Linked DNA regions of Homo sapiens: region 2 is linked to region 1. Evidence: chromatin loops called from intact Hi-C (ENCODE). Cell type or tissue: sigmoid colon. All regions are shown on one strand. Links, peaks and the distances in the headings refer to the core of each region. The heading gives the core; the rest is flanking DNA. Region 1 overlaps TBL1X (transducin beta like 1 X-linked). Region 2 overlaps TBL1X (transducin beta like 1 X-linked).

Region 1 (5,379 bases), core at 224-5,223:
CCCCCCGCCCGATATATATTTCATGTGTGGGACAGGGTCTCACTGCATTGCCCAGGCTGGAATGCAGTGGCATGATCTTGCCTCACTGCAGCCTCAGCCTCCTGGGCTCAAGCAGTCCTCCCACCTCAGTCTCCCCAAGTAGCTGGGACCACAGGAATGTGCTACCACACCCAGCTAATTTTTCGTAGTTTTTATAGTGGCAGTGTTTCACCATGTTGCCCAGACTAGTCTCGAACTCCTGGGCTCAAGCGATTCACCCACCTTCGCCTCCAAAAAAGTGCTGGGATTACAAGTGTGAGTCACTGCGCCTGACCTATTTATTGTTTTTTAAAGACAGAGTCTCTCTCTGTTGGCCAGGCTGGAGTGCAGTGGCACAATCATGGCTCACCGTAGCCTCAGCCTCCTGGGCACAAATGATCCTCCCGCCTCAGCCCCCCCCCCCCCCCCCCCCCCCCAGTAGCTGTGAGTGCAGGCACGGGCCACCACACTCAACTAATTATTTTTATTTTTTGTAAAGATGGGGTCTCATTTTGTTGCCCAGTCTGGTGTTGAACCCCTGGCTTCAAATGATCCTTCCACCTCGACCTTGCAAAGTGCTGGGATTACAGGCATAAGCCACCACACCCAGTGCCAATCTTAGTTCTTTGCTCGTTATCTGAATTTTCACCATATTTGCATACACCTGGAGTATTTTCTTAAATTGAAACAGTTGCTTTTTATTAGATATACCAATACCTGTTAGTTTACGAGTTTCATTTAGTTCTATTGTTCGCATAACATACATTTAAATAGCTATTAAATTTCAAACATTTGCCCTCACGCTACTTAAAATTATTTTGAGTACCGTCAGAAATGTGGAGGCCACAAGAGAGTACTTGAATGCAGCAGTTGTCACCTTTTCTCCAGCAGCTTGAGAAAGGGCATAGAGTGCTATCTGAGCTGGATTTGAACCAGAAGTTTTTAGGCAAAGTAAGAAGAGCACTTCAAGAAAAATAAAGAGCAAACCCCAGCATTTTTGAGGAGAATGCGCCATCTTGGTGATGCGGACCTAGGACACATGATGGCAGGAAGGAGGAAAAGATGCTGGCAAGTAGGGTTAGTGGCACATTAACACCAGCTGAGACACGGGAACCTGTCCAGTTAGAAGCCGTTGATTCATTGTTGAAAGATAAAACTGGATGTAGTGTGAGTAAAGGATGACCTGCCTGCTTGGTGAAAAATTAGTAACCACAGAGGTGGCTGTCAAAACCAACCAGCAACCAGGGAAAATGCTTATAGTGTGCTAGGTAAAAGAGAACAGGGATACAATATTCTGTGACCATGATGATTATACATAGAAATTAAGACGCACAGGCCAGGCGCGGTAGCTCACGCCCAGCAAGTAATCCCAGCACTTTGGGAGGCCGAGGCAGGTGGATCACCTGAGGTCAGGAGTTCGAGACCAGCCTGGCTAACATGAAATGAAACCCCATTTCTACTAAAAATACAAAAATTACCTGGGCGTGGTGGCATGCGCCTGTAATCCCAGCTATTCGAGAGGCTGAGGCAGGAGAATCGCTTGAACCTGCGAGGCGGAGGTTGCAGTGAGCCGAGATCATGCCATTGCACTCCAGCCTGGGTGACAAGAATGCAACTCTGTCTCAAAAAAAAAAAAAAAAAGAAGAAAGTAATTAAGATACATAGAGAAAAGGGACTGGAAGAAATCCCCCAATGTGAGAACAGGAGTTGTGTTGATTGTTTAACAATGTGAGTTAATTTCTCCATCTTCCAAATTGCTTTCTCTTATATTCCCAAAGTCATATCTTGACTTTTGTTTGAGTGTGATTTGCAATGGTGCTATCCGTCGTAAATCTCTGGTTTAGCATTCATGCTGTCTTCCAATTTCCAAATATTGAATCCAGAATTCATGAGTGTTCCAAGGTGCTGGAGACCACACTGTAGGGCTGGAGGACATGAGCGTCTCTGCACCTAGCTCTTCCTAGTAGCTGACTTGCAGCAGGAGCTGAGGCTTCTCCTGGCATCACCTCCACTACAATTCTCTGTGAGCATTTCCAGGAAGCAGCACCCCCTACCCTAGCCGAGGCCCGTCCAAGGTTGTCTCGTTGTCCTAGCCCGCCATTGCCCTGGGAGGAAGTAGCCACATGAGTTTATGGCCTGAGTAATGCTTTTCCCTCCTGGATGCTCCCCACATCTAGAGGATATGAAAATAGTCTTGGCAAGGGTGCCTGGTCTGCGCTTGTCAGCGGCCTGAGCTGTATTCAGCCACCACCCTTGGGGTCCAGGCCAGATGTTATGGCAAAACCGTATTTTAACGAGATCCTTCTGGTATTTCTTTTGGACGCCGTCCGAGGCAGCTTCATTTTACGCTAAATTCCATGTTATGGTGGGTCATCTCAAACAGGTCTGCAGCGCATAAAAATGTTCTCACTGCACTCTGTTTTCTGTAGCAAAATGTTGTTGGAGGTTAGGATGGGAGTTGAGGACTGGGCCTTGAGGGTTTTTTTCATATAAACACATTAAAATGGAAAGCTGATATGAACACGTTCAGTGATATAGACTGCAAAGGCAAAAAGAATTCTCCCCAGCATATTTTTTTTTCTTTTTACCATGGATGTAATTGGAGTTTACATATGATAAGAACTGCTTCTTGGGCAGAAAATGTAATCCTCTGGTGAGACTAATCCATCATTGTTGAAGTGAAGGGAACTGGTAGTGAATTCGCCCCACAGATGAAGATAGGATTTCTAATTCCCTCGCCTTTTCTGTTTACTGTTCCTAACTCCGTGAGAGTGTGCGTGTGTGTCTGTGTTTTCTTCACCATTTGATTTTTCATCCCGGCTCCCACTTCCTCATCCTTGGCCTCTCTCGCATCTTTATTTTTATCACACCCTCCCCACCTCCACCACCTTGTCCCAGCACTGAGAGGAAAGTGGGCAGCTTTCCAGGCAGCTGCAGTCCTGCTGGAGAAACCTTTATGATCCAGGAAATATTGACTGAGGAGAAGCTGTGCTGACTCCGCTATGAATAAGGAGGTTGGAAAACTGTCAGCATTTGCAGAAACAAAAGGAAGTGCTACATATACGTTTTGGTTTCATAATGACTGTATTGTAAAACCCCTTCTCTTTAGCCTACTAGATTGGACAAGTGTGTTAACCAGTGGCTGTTTGGTATCCATTGATCATAGAGCTAGACCAACAACCAAAGTTGTTTACCTCTCATAAGGTGGCTTTTGCAGGCGTGCCAAAATCATATTATGAAACTCCCAGCCACAAATTCTGACATGTATTTTCACTTCCTATCCAATAAGGGATATCCCCACCCCTTTACTCCCCGACTACTGTAGTCATAAAGGTACACTCCTAGTTCCTCCCTCTCTCTTTCTCAGCTTCTCGGTCCCTGTGTGTGATAAGGTTTCTTGTTGCCCTGTGTGGCATGGTGTGGCACGCCCCAGCATACTCCCTTCCTTGGGAACTGAGTAATAAATTCTTTCAATGGCATTAGCCTCTTTGTGTTGTCACTCAGTCACCTCCATAAATTAAAACCCTTCAGGTTTTGTTGGCACTGTAAGGTAATTTATTTTCTCTACATAGGATTTTAGAATTGAAAGGGACCTTGTAGATCATTGAATTCCACCTGTCCATGGGTCAGAAAAGGGAGCTGGGGAAACTGTTAGGGGGCAGATCCAGGCCTTGGAGCACCTGGTTAAATGTGTTCTCCCCATAAGCCTAAGAAATGGTACCAAATTCTTATGTCATTGCATCCAATATGGTCCTTCCTTCTTTCTTCTCTTCTGTTTCTTTCCTTTGCTCTCAAGACTGGTGTATCACTTTGTCTCCCAGGCTGAAGTAAAGTGTGTTTGTTATATTGCAGTGGTTTTTTATTCGTATTATTATCATCATATTGTTTTTTGTTGTTTTTTTCTGGATATTTTTGATCTGTGGTTGGTTGATTTGGTGGACGCAGAACTATCGGATATGGAGAGTCAACTGTATATAAAATCAGGTCAGCACACTTTTCCTGTAGAGGAGCAGATAGTAAATATCCTCAGCTTTATGAGCCATGTGGTCTCTGTTGCACCTACTCAACTCTCCCATTGTAGTGTGAAAATAGCCATAGACAACACATCAACTCATGGGTGTGGTTGTATCTCAATAAAACTTTATTTACACACACTGGCAGTGAGCCAGACTTGGTCTGTGGGCCTCAGTTTGCAAGCCCATGATCTAGGCAATGCACAGATAGCAGATGGTGTCCCTCAGCTTTGGATAGCTGTAAGTATTACAAGTATGTGAGTCTGTTAAATACTTAATAAAAATTCCAGTTTTAATGTTACAAATTGATACCCTTGGTATTTGTTTTAGCTGAAGATGCAAAACCAACTCCACAGCTGCCTGAGTATTAAATTCTACTTTTCTCTGCCAAATAAGCAGTATTTCTAAAGGCCAGTGATTGATAACTTAGCAGATTTTGCTGATGAATCAGGCCAACATTAGCTGAGCATAGTAGTACACTGTATAACTCAAATGGTTTGTGAAGTCATTTGTGAGGGGTGTGGTTTAGCAGTGTCATAATTGCAAGAAACGCAATACATGTACTTGGTTTGTTTTAAATGTTTATGTTGCCTAGTTAGATGAGACAAATTCTTATACAGACTGTTTCCTCTCTTGTGAGACTATTACACGTTTTATTCCAAATGGACAGGACTTTACATGGAAGATCCTACCATCCTTTATAAAATGTCATCCTTTGTGTAAGCCTTTCAGTTTATCATGATTATACTCTTTTTTTTCTCCCTGGGAATAATTTTACCTCATCTGGTTATGCTCTGTTACTGTGTGTTATGTTATCTAAGGTCTATGACCAATTGCATGCAGAGGGTGGCTTGCTTTTCAATAGCAACAACCAAGAACCAAGCAGAAATGTAAGGAGAGTAGAGCTGGGGGTAGTGGCCTTTCAGGGTGTCAATTCCCCAACCATGGTGGGGTTGATGGGACAATATTGGAAACATTTTTGGTTGTTACAATGGGAGTGTGCTACTGGCATCTAGTGGGTAGAGGCCGGGGGTGCTGCTCAACATCGTACAATGCATGGGACTGTGTCCCCCACAGCAAGGAATGAGCCAGCCTAAAAGTCAGCCATGCTGTGCTTGAGAAGCCCTGCTGTCAAGAGATTCATCAGGAATACGCCTCCTAAGTAGGTGGCAAGCCTAGCGTCTTCAGGAATGTCTCTAGGCTAGCCTACTGGTGACACCAAGGACACTAACCCATCACCCTCACACGATCTTTCATCGAGGTACCACCAAGCTCTTTGTTCTCCTGCCCTTTAACTACTTCTGCACCTGCCGCAGGGGCAGTCCTTGGTGCTTCGTTTATCATTGAC
Region 2 (5,379 bases), core at 259-5,258, 180 kb before region 1:
GCGTAGTAAAAGGGAAGATGAAAATAGAAGTATATGAACTAAATTAGGAGGAGGACTTGGCTTCATTAAAAAAATGAGAAAGCCATGTTGTGCTTTTTTTAACTGCCACTTTTCCAAGTGCAGGACTAACAGTTTCAGATGTCATTATGCTACCAGTCTTGGTAATTTCTAATCATGTTTTGTCTAAAGAATATTTACATTAAAATGAGCCAGCCTCTTTAAAGTCACATTTTAGTAGTGAGAAAACCAATGTCCGTTTTTGGAAAGGGAGCCCTTACCTCAGCTGGTGTGAGCGTTTTGTGGAGGTCTGCGGTGTTTGTGACTTGTGCCAGAGGCCTTGAGCTAGAGGCAACATAAGAAGGAATCAAACTTCCCTTTCTGTTCGGTATGCCTCTGTACCAAGACGTTTTGTTGATTGATTCATGGCACGGTGATACAGGGTGCATGGTATCAGATGCAGGGAGTGGAATATTGTTGAGATTGGGGCTAGAGGGTGTGTGTGTGTGTGTGTGTGTGTGTGTGTGTGTGTGTGTGTGTGTGTGTGTGTGTGTGTAGGGGAGGAAGGAATGGAAGGATGAAACCATTTGGGAATGTGCTGGAAGACATGCTTTTGAGGACAAGCAATGCGATTTTGGCATTGGCTGGGTTTCTGAGCCAGTGATGAATGTAGTGCATTGCTATGTGACTGGGAGTGTGATAGAGAGATATTCCGCTGGTTATTTCCCTCCACCTGCTTCTTATCAGTGCCATAGGGCAGAGTCTCAATTCCACTTGCCAGAATGCTTTCTAGGAACTCTTTATGCTCAATGGAGGTGATGTTTTCCCACTTGCTATGCTGTGCCTTAGGGAACAGGAACTGGTATTATCACATAAGCAATCTCTAAGTCCCTTGGAAGATTGTCTCATTCATCAAGAGGGAGAGGATTCTGATTTTCCTGCCTGGCTCCTCCAGGAAGTCTAACTTCTTGCAGGGGACCTGTTCTCTCGGCCCACTTGTACAGCATGTATAAAAGGAAATGAAGACTTTTGGGGATTTGTTGATTCACTTGTTTGGAAATTGGGGTTATGTAAGCCCAATTTGAGTTCCAGGACTCATCTATGATTGCCTGGATTAAATCAAAGGACACCCATGTAGGCTGGACGTGATGGCTCATGCCTATAACCCAAGCACTTTGGGAAGCTGAGGCGGGCGGATTGCTTGGACCCGTGAGTTGGAGACCAGCCTGGGCAAGATGGTGACATTCCATCTCTACTAAAAATACAGAAAATTAGCCAGGCGTGGTGGTATGTTCCTGGTCCCAGCTACTTGGGAGGCTGGGGTGGGAGGATCACCTGAACCTGGGAAGTCGAGGCTGCAGTGAGCTGATATCCTGAGATCATGCCACTGCACTTCAGCCTGGGCAACTGGAGTGAGATCTTGTCTCAAAAACAAAACAAAACAAAAAAAACCAAAAAACAACCTGCGTAATTGTAGATTTTTGTTGTTGTTTGATATACTGTCTCTTTTCCTGGAAAGAACCCTCTCGTGGGAACAGAAATGTTGAATTTAGTCCTGATGCTGTCCCTAACCACCCCGTGACACTGGTCCCAGGAAAATATAGGAATTGTCTCTCTTTTTCTGTCATCTCAGAGCTTGAGACAAATGTTCTCTGAGGTTGTTTTAGCACCACACTGTGATTCATCTTCGAGACTGTTCACAGCCCTTGATCTGAATTGATGGAGCTGTGGGGGATCATACCGCCACTGCCAGTGCTGAGAGCTGCATGTGGTGCGGTCCAGTGGCTACAGCGTTGTCTTTGGGATCTTCACTTGGCACCACAGCGGATTTGTATAATTATTATGTTGACTGGAACTTAGAGTGACTCAACTGCCTTGAACAGGAACCAAGAAAGAGAGGAACCAAATTCCAGAAGAGAATTTGCCAGAACATTCCAGCATATTCCATACTCTAGGGTTGTCTTATAGGGTCTGAGGGTACTTCTTGGTTATCTACTCATGTGCGTCTGACATAATTAAAGGCCGACTTAGACCCTATCAGAGAAAATCAAGTTCAGACACTTAGTCTAAATGGAAGTAAGGAAAACGATTACCTTTATCTCATTATCTTAGTTCTCTTTGGAAGATATATAAGCTTGAACCATGGTGACAGGTGTTGCCTTTAAACATGGTGACAGGTGTTTTCCTTTAAAGTCCTTGGCAAATCAACTCATAGACTTCTTCAACTTCAAAAAAAAAGTTTTTTTAAAAAATATTTTAAAAATATTTAACTTGAGGATCTTCATTGAAAATTGGTCATCTTTCGTGAATTTGCTTAAGTAGGCTTTGATCTCTTTTTAAAGGATTCCTTCCTGCCTGATACATTTGGTCCTTTTAGAATTCGGGCTAGAACAATTCTCCATGAAGGTGGACGTGTTAAAATCTATTTGGTTCATTGTTAGGATCACTCACATTACAAGAGAAATTTCGGTCTTGAGTTTTTGTTTTTGCTTATTTGCTTTCTTGGAAATGTTTCCACATCAGGTCTTAGAGGAGTTGTAAAACAGGAAGGAGGAGTTGACATGCTGTTTCATAACCAATGCTTGCTTCTCGCCTTGGATACTAACATTTTTTCCATCCATTTCCCACATAAAACATGGAGACAAACACCAGAGCTGCTCCTGAGAGGTGCTGAGTCATAGGAATTGAAGGGGGCTGTTGGGCCCTCGTGTGTGGGATGGGCTCAAGAGCTATCAGTCTACAGAGGGAAAGGTTCATCTCTGTCCCTCATTGCCTGCAGTTTCTCTTTGGCCCTGGCTTTTTCCGTTCACAGCTGCCCTCGACGTTCATTTTAATCAAATTTCACCTGCATAAAAGGGCTATGGGCAGAGAGTCTTCTCTGTGATGGAGCGCAGCTATCCTACAAGTATGTAGCCCTGATTTAGTAGAGAAGAGGCAGGAATTGTCGAGGGCGGAGGAGCAGGAGAAATGGTGCACAAGGGAGAGGGGATAATGACAGGTCATTCAGGGATGTCTACGGAATGTGAAAATGCAGCAAGATGGGTTTCGGTTTCTTTTTTTTTAGGTCCGACAGAGATTCCTGGGATAGCTGCATCTTCATGTTGTACACGCATACACTTGATTCCCATTATTCACTGGAGCTATGTTCTGTAAAGTCGCTGAGACTTTATAGAAAGCATCACCCCAGGGAAAATACACAGTGAGGCTTCTGCGAACCTCTGGTCACAATGTTGTTGTCAAGCAGTCAGTGCATAACTTTGTTGTATGTATTTCTATTGTGTGTTTCTGTTGGTTCCTTTACATTGCACTCACGCCAACAGCACTGTGACTCACGCCTGGCCGAACCTCATCTAACGCACGTATTTTCCCCATAAGACGCATCCCAGCCTTGTGCTTCAGGACATGAGACAGCACTGCAGCATCTGGGGGCCATTTTAAGCAGCAAAGTCACCCAGAAACTACAACATTTCAAAAAACTGGCACTGTGAATAGACTGCGAAAAGGACACTTGTTTACGGAGTGAGAGCCTTGTTCACCCTCAGCTGGGAACATGTGCATTTGGTGACACAGCCACACGCTGCATGTTTGAGAATGACCATGAAAGCGCTGCAGGTACTGATTTTGGAGCTACAAATAAATGTTAGCCAATAGGCAAATTCACAGACACGGAATCCGTAAATAACAAGGCTTGGCTGTGTGTGTATACATAGTGTAGTGTTGATAGTGTGTATACACAATACACATTGATATTTTGGGAGAGATTTTGAAGAAGTCACCATGAAAGCCAGTGTGTCCGTTTGGCCCTCTGGAAAGCGTGCGGTGAGGAGGAGTCAGGGTACAAGTGTTTAAATTGGGGACATGGCCTGAGGAGATGAAAGAGAGGTGGGGACTGAGTAGGGAAAGCTCCACACCACAATGCATAACTGATAAGGTTTTGGCCAACAAGCCAGAGAACCCTAGAGCAAAGAGTGCCCCTTGCTTACAGCCAGAGGGCCTTGCTCAGTGAATATAGGGGGCTAGGAGTGGGGAGGCATCTCCAAAGGAGCATCGTGGATTTGCAACTCTGTCTTTCTGGAAAGGATATGAGAGTCTTGCCCTCTCCCCCAGGGCTGACACAGTTGTAAACCAAACTTTTGACTTCAGTTGTACATATCAATTATTTTGCACCCACATTAGATTGAACCAAATGACACTGGCTCTTTTAAATTAAAAGTGGTCAAATGCTGGCAGCCTCTTAGGGTTCAATTCAATGGAATCTTTTAAAGGTGCAATAATGCTGTTTGAAATGAGGAGAACGCCTGTGTTTTGTTTGCTGAGAGAAATCCACTATCTCTCATCCAGAAGATGATTAGACCCATAATGGAAGCCAGTCAGTGGCATGAGGAATCATGGAGATGATTCTCACCTGGTTGATTGGATCAGACGTTCCTAGCCCGAATGAGGGTGGAAAGGGAACCAAGAGATGAAGTGGATTGTTGGGTTTATGAGAGGACGGTGGTTGTCTGTCTATAGTTAAGGTTGTTTAAACTCATGACCATGAGAATGAGCTTTTTCTGGATAACTCTTTCCTTTTCCTTCTGATTTTTGAGAGTGCTGAAAACTCAAGTCCTGTATTTAAAAATTCCATCGTTGAAAACATGTTTCAAGGACAGATGACACACTTATGATTATAGCATCTGAAGTGATGGGAATATTAAATAACCTTTGGTTGGACATGTAACCATCAGGGCTCCACTTGGTCTTAAAACCAAACACACACAGTTCTTGTCGTTAAAGATATCCATGGCCTGGCACAGTGGCTCACGCCTGTAATCCTAACACTTTGGAAAGCCGAGGCGAGGGGTTAACTTGAGCCCAGGGGTTTGAGACCAGCCTGGGCAACATGGTGAAACCTTGTCTCTACAAAAAATACAAAAATTAGCTGGGTGTGGTGTTGTGTGCCTGTAGTCCCAGCTACTAGGGAGGCTGAGGCAGGAAAATCACCTGAACCCAGGAGGTGGAGGTTGCAGTCAGGCACCATCCTGCGATTGCACTCCAGCCTGGGAGACACAGCCAGACTCCATCTCAAAAAAAAAAAAAAAAAAAAAAAGACTTACACAGAGAAAGCCTGAAGCCCACAAGAGCAATTAGCAAAAGGAACCCTGACATAACAAATACGGTGGTGTCATTAGCAACCAGGTAGTTAAGCTCAGGGGTTGCTATGTGTCATAAACTTGAAAGCTACATTGGCCACGAGTAACACAAATGTAGGTGCTAATCACAGATAGTTGGTGGGCATTTCAAACTTTCTCTTCATATCTATGGATACCCAAAACAGTGTGCTTCCATTTAGAAGGCTTCCATTGGGAGGCTGAGACAGGAGGATTGCTTGAGTCCAGGAGA

What was found. Peaks named below come from ENCODE experiments on the same cell type or tissue, not always from the same donor. Only the 100,000 strongest peaks of a DNase experiment are listed, where the experiment ranks them.
Region 2: a loop joins it to region 1, with 2.2 times the contacts of the local background. A loop is called at or near these places in 1 of 110 quality-filtered maps.

What each region holds. Positions count from the first base shown.
Region 1 is chrX:9,674,250-9,679,628 of GRCh38, forward strand. The region is part of intron 5 of TBL1X (transducin beta like 1 X-linked); the gene reads left to right. Among named protein-coding and RNA genes, the nearest start is that of GPR143, 89 kb to the right of the region's middle. In sigmoid colon, for the core only: no CTCF peak of the experiment used is centred there; a DNase peak (open chromatin) is centred at 2,932; H3K27ac peaks cover 756 bases.
Region 2 is chrX:9,492,346-9,497,724 of GRCh38, forward strand. All of the region lies in intron 1 of TBL1X (transducin beta like 1 X-linked), which reads left to right. Among named protein-coding and RNA genes, the nearest start is that of TBL1X, 30 kb to the left of the region's middle. In sigmoid colon, for the core only: no CTCF peak of the experiment used is centred there; a DNase peak (open chromatin) is centred at 2,686; H3K4me3 peaks cover 481 bases.